Linked DNA regions of Homo sapiens: region 2 is linked to region 1. A link is an interaction called in ENCODE POLR2A ChIA-PET data of the cell type or tissue named here. Cell type or tissue: A673. All regions are shown on one strand.

Evidence for each region. ChIA-PET counts read pairs that join two places held together with the same protein. Peaks named below come from ENCODE experiments on the same cell type or tissue, not always from the same donor. Only the 100,000 strongest peaks of a DNase experiment are listed, where the experiment ranks them.
Region 2: POLR2A ChIA-PET joins it to region 1 with 7 read pairs; 4 of 35 experiments call an interaction of 5 or more read pairs at or near these places.

What each region holds. Positions count from the first base shown.
Region 1 is chr22:42,562,038-42,567,037 of GRCh38, forward strand. SERHL2 (serine hydrolase like 2) reads left to right here. Exons shown (of 12, transcript NM_014509.5): 9 at 4,267-4,301. It also overlaps the pseudogene RN7SKP80. Among named protein-coding and RNA genes, the nearest start is that of SERHL2, 11 kb to the left of the region's middle. In A673, no CTCF peak of the experiment used is centred here; no DNase peak of the experiment used is centred here.
Region 2 is chr22:42,372,742-42,377,741 of GRCh38, forward strand. No RefSeq gene overlaps it. Among named protein-coding and RNA genes, the nearest start is that of LINC01315, 6.0 kb to the left of the region's middle. In A673, a CTCF peak has its summit at 2,117; DNase peaks (open chromatin) are centred at 460, 2,200 and 2,450.

The sequences.
Region 1 (5,000 bases):
GCAAGAGGGAGGGCTGAGAAAGAGGTGAACCCTGGGTCTGGGGGAAGTGGTCAGCTGGCTGGAACGTTGTGTGCAGACAAGCCCTCTGCAGCAGTTGTGGCCTTTTGGGACCCAGCATTAACCTAAAAGAAGACAGTACCCAGCCAGAACCCCCCACCCAGTGCCTCAAGGACAATGTAGGTTCCTCCCAAATGCTTCCCTCCAACCCCAGGGCCCCTGAGAGTTCACATTCTATTCTGAACTGGGATAACTTCCCTTCCCTGCCCCCATCATCCAACCTGATTCCTCCAGAATCTGGAGCTTAAACAACCAAGACACATTCCCCCACAGTTCCGGAGTTCAGGGTCCAAGGTCAAGGCCTCGGCAGGGCTGGTTCCTTCTGAGGGCTGTGAGGGAGTATCTGTTCCCACCTCTCTGGCTGCTGGGAGCCTCAGGAGCCCGTTGGCTTGTGTGTGAGGTTCTCTGGGTGGGTTACAGAGTGCGTGAGAAGGGGAGGGCTCGTGGAGGACGCAGAGTGGGGAGGGCAGCGAGCATTGTTGGAGAGGCTGCAGCTCCACTTCCTCTTTTGAATAGGAAGGTCTGGGTGGGCCTCATGAGAAGGTGACTTTTGAGCAAAGCAGTGAAGGTACGGGAGCTGCTCCTACGGACTCCAGGAGGAGAAAGGAGCTGGCAGGACAGGCCTGGAGGTGTGAGCTGGTGGTGCAGGATGGGGAGAGAGCAGCAGAGATGAGCTCTTTATCTTCTCATCTAAGTTTAAGCCCCACAATACTGGCTTTCTGGAAACCATCTTGAGGTGTTCCCATGAAGGAGGGAGGGGCCCACTCTGCCTGGGGTGCCCTAAGGACAGAGGGACAGTCTGTGTCAGTCTGGCCCCTGGCCAAGCGTATTCACACATGCCTGTAATCCCAGCACTTTGGGAGTCCAGGTGGGAGGACTGTTTGAGGCCAGGAGTTCAAGACCAGCCTGGGCAATATAGGGAGACACCCCCATCTCTACAAAAAATTCAAAAATAAACGGCATGGTGGCACACCTGTGGTCCCAGCTACTTAGGAGGCTGAAGTGGGAGACTCACATGAGCTCAGGAGTCGGAGGCTGCATTGAACCTTGATTGTGCCACTGCACTCTAGCAAGACCCTGGCTTTTTCTTTTTTTCTTTTTTTTTTTTTTTGTTGTTGTTGTTGTTTTCAACAGGGTCTTGCTCTGTCACTCAGGCTGGAATGCAGTGGCGTGACCATGGCTCACTGCAGCCTTGGCCTCATGGGCTCAGGCGATCCTCCTACCTCAGCCTCTTGAGTAGCTGGGACCACAAGTGTGCAGACCACACCTGGCTAATTTTTGTATTTTTTTGTAGAGATGGAGTTTCGCCATGTTGCCCAGGCTGGTCTCGAACTCCTGAACTCAAGCGATCCTACTGACTCGACCTCCCAAAATGGTAGGATTACAGGTGTGAGTCACCATGCCCAGCCAACCCTGTCTTAAAAACAAAACAAAAATATCTGGCCCCTGAAGCCCCGTGCTGTGGGGGAGGCTCAAATCTTTCTCATAAGCTGGACTGCATACAGGTTGCAGATAATAATTTGTTTAACTTGTGCAGTTTAATCAAAAACATTTGGCATGGGGGGAATTTTGAATAGATTGCCCACATTTTATTTTTTATTATACTCTTTTTATTTTTTGGAGGAAGGGCCCAAGGACCAGAGCAGAAGGGCTATTATTTTAAATAGAAAGATTTTATGTAAAAATACAGATTTCTAGACCAGGCACAGTGGCTCATGCCTGTAATCCCAGCGCTTTGGGAGGCTGAGGTGGGTGAATCACCTGATGTTGGGAGTTCGAGACCACCCTGACCAACATGGAGAAACCCCGTCTCTACTAAAAATACAAAAGTAGTTGGGCGTGATGGCGCATGCCTGTAATCCCAGCTACTGGGGAGGCTGAGGCAAGAGAATCGCTTGAACCGGGAGGTGGAGGTTGCAGTGAGCTGAGATCATACCATTGCACTCTAGCCTGGGCAACAAGAGTGAAACTTCGTCTCAGAAAAAAAAAAGACAAGAAAAAACATGTCTTTTGTATGGCTTCTGGAATTTGAGTCATAGTTAAAAGGTCATGCTTGACACTAATATTATTTTGGGTCTAGCACTAGCATTTAAATATTTACTACATTGGATCCTTATCTAGTATACAAAGTGAGGTTTGCATCTGACTTCATCTTTTTCCAGATGGCTCCTCAGGTGCCTAATGCCATTTTTAGACAAGTCTATCTTTACCCTGTTCATGTAAGGGGCTGCCTTGGTCAGACAGTGAATGCCCATCTGTACTTGGGTCTGTCTCTGACTGCCTGTCTATGATCTTACTGTACCACACATTTTAAACTGAGGCCCGACACAGGATTTTTTTTTTTCTTTTTTTTTGAGACGGGGTCTTGCTTTTGTCGTCCAAGCTGGAGTATAATGGCACAATCTCGGCTCACCGCAACCTCCACCTCCTGGGTTCAAGTAATTCTCCTGCCTCAGTCTGCCAAGTAGCTGGGATTACAGGTGCCCACCACCATGCCTGGCTAATTTTTGTATTTTTAGTAGAGATGGGGTTCACCATGTTGGCCAGGCTGGTCTCGAACTCCTGACCTCAGGTGATCCACCTGTCTTGGCCTCCCAAAGTATTGGGATTTCAGGTGTGAGCCACCGCACCCGGCCTGAGGATTTTCGCATCTGACGGGACCGTCTCCCTTCATGGCTCTTTTACAGAGTTTTTCTACTAGTCTTTTTTCTTTTCCTTTTTGAGACAGGGTCTTGCTGTGTTGGCCAGACTGGATTGCAGTGGCAGGATCTCGGCTCACTGCAGCCTCTGCCTCCTGGGCTCAAAGAACCCTTCCACTTGAGTCTTCCCAGTAGCTGGGACTACAGGAGTGTGCCACCATGCTCGGCGCGCGCGTGTGTGTGTGTGTGTGTGTACACGCAACAAGGCCATTTATTTCACCTGGGTGCAGGCGGGCCGAGTCCGAAAAGAGAGCAAAGGGTGATGGGATGACTACGCTACGTTCTCCTACAAATGGACCTTGAGAGCTTGTTTGGAGGTTCTAGCAGGGGAGCGCAGCTACTCGTATACCCTTGACCGAAGACCGGTCCTCCTCTATCGGGGATGGTCGTCCTCTTCGACCGAGTGCACAGTTTCGGGAGGGACGCACATGGAGCGGTAAGGAAGGGAGGGGACACCCGCCTAGCCGCCAGATCAGCTGAATCAACCCTGGCGATCAATGGGGTGACAGATGTCGCAGCCAGATCACCCTCACATCTTTTTTTTTTTTTTGAGACGGAGTCTCACTCTGTCACCTGGGCTGGAATGCAGTGGCTCGATCTCGGCTCACTGCAACCTCTGCCTCCCGGGTTTAAGCGATTCTCCTGCCTCAGCCTCCCGAGTAACTGGGATTACAGGCACCTGCCACTACGCCCAGCTAATTTTTGTATTTTTAGTAGAGACCAGGTTTAACCATATTGCCCAGGCTGGTCTTGAACTCCTGACCTCGTGATTCGCCTGCCTCGGCCTCCCAAAGTGCTGGGATTACAGGCTTGAGCCACCATGCCTGGCCTTGGCTAATTTTTTAGTTTTTTTGTGTAGAGATGGGGTCCTGCTCCATTGCCCACGCTGGTCTCAAGTGATCCTCCCACTTCGGCCTCCCAAAGTGCTGGAATTACAGGTGCCTGACCTCCTGCTATTCTTACCTGTGTAATTTTTCCACGTGAACTTGAGAATCAGGTGGTTTAGGCCCCCCACCAAGAAAATCTTGTTGGTATATCATATATGTATGGTTTTTTAGTGGTTTTTGTTTGATTTTTTGAGACAGAGTCTTGCTCTGTCGCCTAGGCTGGAGTGCAGTGGCACGATCTCAGCTCACCACAACCAGTGACACCATTGGTACTTATTTGCTTCTTCCTAGTGACTAAAGGAATGAATGAGTTTCTCAGAGACTAGAGCTCCACCGTCCACGAGGCTATTAGCCTAAGCTCCCGCCCTCATTCTGCACCGGCCCTTTGGGGTGGCCGGTGAGGGCCCATGTGGGCTGACAGGTCTGTGGCCAGGTGGCTGTGGTCTAGCCCTGCTCCAGCTGGACCCCAGGACAGGGAGTCCTGGGCAGCTGAGGACGTCGGGGGCAGGTGGGAGAAATGGGCCCTGGCTGCAAAGGCCTGGAGGGTTCCAGCAAAGTCACGGAGCGTCCCCTGACCCTGATGGACAGCATTGACGCTGCTGTCTTTGTGCTTCCGCCTCCAGGTCTGGTTCTGAACAGAGACCAGAGGCTCGCCTGGGTGAGTACCACTGCCTCCGGGTCCCCCGCCAAGGTTTGCCTGTTAGCGTCTTTGTCGTTTTTGAAAATTACAGGCCAGGCGTGGTGGCTCACGCCTGTAATCCCAGCTACTCAGGAGGCTGAGGCAGGACAATCGCTTGAATGGGAGGCAGAGGTTGCATTGAGCCGAGATAGCACCACTGCACTGCAGCCTGGGCGACAGAGCGAGACTCCATCTCAAGAAAAAAAAAACAAAAGAAATTATATAGCTAACATAATACTTAATGATTGTCAATTTAACCGTTTGTAAGTATGCACTTCAGTGGCATTAAATACAGTCGATGGAGGTGAGGAGAGGAGGGAGACATCCCAGGCACTGGCTGCTGCACAGGGAAAAGCTCGAAGTCAGCTCGGTGCATCTGTTGAGAGGGGGATTCCTGATAGAGGCTGTGAAGATTAAAGAGGGGAGGGGCAGGATGACAAAGGTTCTCAAAAAACAGCGTCCCATCTGGAGGCCTGTGTCACTGGAGCACTTGTATTAATAGAAACTTGGCCATCTCTGCCAGTGAGGGGCTGTAGGACCTTGGGCAAGGTGCTTACCCTCTCTGAGCCTTGGTTGTCTCACGTGCAAAAAGAAAGTGCTTTCATTCGCTCAGCTGGTTTATGAGCAGCTTGGCTAGGGGAGCCAAGCCCTGGGCCTGCCTTTGAAGGGTTGTTGTCG
Region 2 (5,000 bases), 190 kb before region 1:
GCGACAGACAGAGACTCCATCTCAAAAAAAAAAAAAAAAAAAATAGTGGGTGCTTCAATCATAGCTGCACATAGCTGCAATATTTCATTTGACAGAGTCAGATGGGGGACTTAGATGCTTAAGCTTATCTCTGTACTTTTCCATGTCTTCGAAATATTTCATTAACATCCACACACACACAAAAATGGCAGGGGAGAGGTTAAGTGTTTCTAAATTCTAGTTTGGGATTTATAAATGGCTTCAAATACCAGTGTGCCTTACTTTACACAGTGGAGAGGGTCTTAAAATTCTGCGTCAATTGAATCCCGTTGGCCTACCCAGTAAATCTTAACGCCTCTGATGCTCTAGCTTCATTTCTGATTGATTTTCCCTGGCAGAGGTACCAAATTCTTTGCTTTAAGTGTCAGGCTCTCTCTGTCAAGTAGTTAATGACCTATAAAGCACTTAAAACGTACTGGAGGAGATGCGATTTGGAGGCACCCTGCAGTGTATCCTCTCTTATTGTCGGTAATCACCCCTCATTTATTTGCTCTTATTGGTTTGGAATTTGCTATCAGGTTTTCCTAAAGCCAAGCCCACCAGGAATGGTCCAATTCTATGTGGGCCCAGATGGGTGCCGGGATTGGAACCTAGGGGCAGTGGGCAGCCAGTGTGGCCTCTTTCCTCACGAGCCCTTCGGCTTGGGTGCCCTGGTCATCTCATGGCCACACATTCAGCGGCTCTGCCTCTTGCCAGCTGAGTGATCTTGAGCATTCAGTGCCCCCCTCCAAGCCTCACTTTCCTCTTCCACACTGCCCCAGAGCTGGTGCCTGCCCCTGAACAACTGGAAGATGACTCCAGCCTGGTGAAGTCAGTGCTGGGAGCCGTAGAAGAGGCCCAAGGTCAGGGTGAGCATGGAGGTCATGACCGAGGCAAGCTCCAGGGTCAGAGGTCATAGGAAGCATCCCCAAGGAGCACAAAACAGGGTGGGCCACTGACCTCGGGGCAGAAGAGCCTCTCAGAGAGGGGCCCAGCCTGGGAGGCAGAATAGGCTCTTCTAGGAGGGAAAGTGTCTTCATTTTCTTTTCTTTTTTTTTCCTTGAGACGGAGTCTTGCTCTGTCGCCCAGGCTGGAGTGCAATGGCGCAATCTTGGCTCATTGCAACCGCCATCTCCCAGGTTCAAGCGATTCTCCTGCCTCAGCCTCCTGAGTACTGGGACTACAGGCATGCACCACTACACCCAGCTAATTTTTCTATTTTTAGTAGAGACAGGTTTCGCCATGTTGGCCAGGCTGGTCTCAAACTCCTGACTTCAGGTGATCCACCTGCCCTCAGCCTCCCAAAGTGCTGGGATTACAGGCGTGAGCCTGGCCAGTGTCTTCATTTTCTATGGCTGCTGTAACTAATCACCACAAACCTGGTGACTTAAAACAACACACGTTATCCCTATTGAAAAGCCGGGAGAAAAAAGAAAGAAAAAAATTATTTTTTAAAAACCCACAACACGACACACATTTATTTTCTTACAGTTCTCAAGACCGGAAATTCAGAATCAGTTTCAACAGGCAGAAACCAGGGTGTTCACAGGGCCACGTTCCCTCCAGAAGCTTTGAGGAGTATCCGTTTCCTTGCCCTCTCCTGCTTCTGGGGCTCTGTTCCCCGGCTGTGGCCTCTTCTTCCATGTTCAAAACCAGCGGCGTACCATCTTCAGACCTCTTTCTCTGCTTCCATCATCACACCACCTTCTGCCTTTGGTCTGTAATCTCCCTCTGCATCCCCCTTTATAAGGGCGTTTGTGATTGTAATGATCCAGGATAACCTCCTCATCTCCAGATCCTTAATCACATCTGCGGCGCCTTTGTCATATAAGGTAACATTCACAGGTTCCAGGATTAGGATGTGGATATCTTGGCGAGGGTGGGATTCTTCAGGCTACCACAGAAAGCCACCAACCAAAGTGGTTCAGATCATGGATTCTGAAGCCACTGCTGGGGCCTGAATCTCAACTGCACCATCTGCCAGCTAGGTGACTTTGGGCGAGTTGTTATATCTTTTTAAGGCTCAGTTTCCTCATCTGTGAAATGAGATCAATGCCTACTTATTGCCACAGATAAAAACTGAATAGGCATTTAACCATCTGACAGGTAGAGGGAGTTTCATGCGCCAGAGCCTGGACCTTGAAAGAGGCCCCAGCAGGGCCCTTCTGTAGGAGGAAAGGAGGAAGGGCAGGAAAGGGTACGGGCAGGGCAGGCTGGGTGGAGGAAGAAGCTGAACCACGTCCCAGGGAAGTGTGTGTGTGCTCTGTCCTAAGGGTAATGAACAGGGGACAACAGAAAGTGTTTAAGTAGGGCAATTTTTTTTGGTTTATTTTTGTTTTGTGTTATTGAAATGCAATTCACATATTATAAATTTACCCTTTTAAAGTGTACAATTCAATGGATTTTAGCATATTCAAGAGGTTGCGTAACCATCACTGCTGTCGCATTCCAGAACATTTCCATTACCTCATAAAAAATCCCCATACCCATTAGCAGTTCTTTTTTTTTTTTTTTTTTTTGAGACAGAGTCTTGCTCTGTCGCCCAGGCTGGAGTGCAATGGCGCTATCTCGGCTCACTGCAAGCTCTGTCTCCCGGGTTCACGCCACTCTCCTGCCTCAGCCTCCCAAGTAGCTGGAACTACACGGACCCGTCACCACGCCCGGCTAATTTTTTGTATTTTTAGTAGAGGTGGGGTTTCACCGTGTTAGCCAGGATGGTCTCGATCTCCTGACCTCATGATCCGCCCACCTTGGCCTCCCAAAGTGCTGATTACAGGTGTGAGCCACCGTGCCCGGCCAGCAGTTCTTTTTTTTTTTTTTTTTTTTTGAGACAGAGTCTCACTCTGTCGCCCAGGCTGGAGGGCAGTGGCACCCTGTCGGCTCACTGCAACCTCAGTCTCCTGGGTTCAAGCAATTCTCCTGCCTCAGCCTCCTGAGTAGCTGGGATTATAGGCGCCCACCATCACGCCCAGCTAATTTTTATATTTTTAGTAGAGATATGGTTTCACCATGTTGGCCAGGCTGGTCTCGAACTCCTGACCTCGATGATCCACCTGCCTTGGCCTCCCAAAGTGCTAGGATTACAGGCGTGAGCCACCGTGCCCGGCTGTCTGGATAATTTTTGTATTTTTAGTTGCGATAGGGTTTCACCCATGTTGGCCAGGCGTGGGCCACTGCGCCTGGCCCCCATTAGCAGTTCTAAAGCTCTCTGCAACCTTGAACTCCAATCTTGAGCTCCAGGCTTGAACCCAGGAAGAAGGCAGGGGTGCCTTGAGCACCACAATGACCATCTCTATTTCTGGAACTGGTCACTTGGCTGTGGGTCCTACCCTTATCCCTGGGACTCAGCTGCACAGACTTGTCCCAATGGGTCAGGAAGGACAGCAGCTCTCCTGACTCCACCCCCGTCACATGACATGCCAGGGTTCCCCACCCATAAGGGGCAGGAGATTGTGGGGCTGCTGGAGGAAGTTGTGGGGGCATTTGAGGCTGAGTGCTGGCTAAGCAGCAATGGCTTATGCCGGTAATCCCAGCATTTGGGAGGCCAAGGTGGCAGGATCGCTTGAGCTCAGGAGTTTGAGACCAGCCTGGGCAACACGGCAAAACCCGGTCTCTATGAAAAATACAAAAAATTAGCCAGGTGTGATGGTGCGCACCTGTAGTGCCAGCTACTCCGGAGGCTGAGGTAGAGGACCGCTGGAGCACAGAGGTTGAGGCTGCAGTGAGCTGTGATCGCACCACTGCACTCCAGCCTGGATGACAGAGTGAGACCCTGTCTCAAAAAAAAAAAAAAAAAAAAAAAACCAAACCGAAAACACATTAAAATTTTTCTTTTTGGAAAACCATCCAATCAGCCAGAGAGACACAGAAAAAAAGGAGCTTCTCCAGTGCTCCCCACACACCCCCGCCACCACCCCTGGCCGGGCTCTGTTCTGCTGGCTACTTGGGGGAGTCTCAGGCCCTGAATGATCAGGGACATGTGGCCTGGCCTAGAGGCAGCTGAGGCAGGAGGGAGGCCATCTGGTGAGGCGAGAGGTAGCGGTCAGGACATTGCTGAGTCCGCTGAGGCATCCCCTGGCAGTCACAAGGGCTTCTGGGATCAATTAGCAGAACCACCCTAACAGGGCTCATGGCCCCTGACGCAGGCACGTGTCCTCAGAGCCTCTTGACAGCCTTGGCAGCCAGGAATTGAAAGGAGGTGGGGGAGGGGGATGTCGGCCTTTCCCCTGTGCCTGGCCTCGCCTCCAACAGCTCAGCACAGAGCCTCCCCGCCCTCCCCATTAGGCGGAGGCTGCCGGCCTTCCAGAGCCTGCACTTCTTATTGCCTTGCTTCTCCTGGTGTTGTGGGTGCAGCAACAGTCTGCCTCAATTTTCACATATGTAAAATGGGTCATATACTAATTAAAGATCACTTCCTGGAAATAAAAAAAAAAATTATCCCTTTTTCACTAAGAACAGGTGTTGAATCAACAGCAAAGGAAAAGACTCCTTTATTTTTTGAACAAACAGCTCCTAAGCCCCTACTGTGAGTCAGGCACAGACAAAGAGAGACAAATGAGGTGTTTGCCATGCTTGGGAAACACGGGAATTCTGGGGGGAGATGGATGTGTGTGAACTGATTCAGTTTGAAGAGGTCAAAGAAATGAGAGGATTCAGTAAACTGCTTGGTGTGGGAGGGGGCTTTAAGGAAGACTTCACAGTGGAGGTAGCATTTTTTTTTTTTTTTGAGATGGAGTTTTACTCTGTGGCTGATATCTGTGGTATGTGCCACCACACCCGGCTAATTTTTGTATTTTTAGTAGAGATGGGGTTTTGCCATGTTGGCTAGGCTGGTCTCCGACTCCTGACGTGAGGTGATCTGCCTGCCTTGGCCTCCCAAAGTGGTGGGATTGTAGGCGTGAGCCACTGTGCCCAGCTGGAGGTAGCATTTGAGCAGGAATTCCTCAGGCAAAGAATAGGGTGCAGGTCCTCAGGGCAGGGAG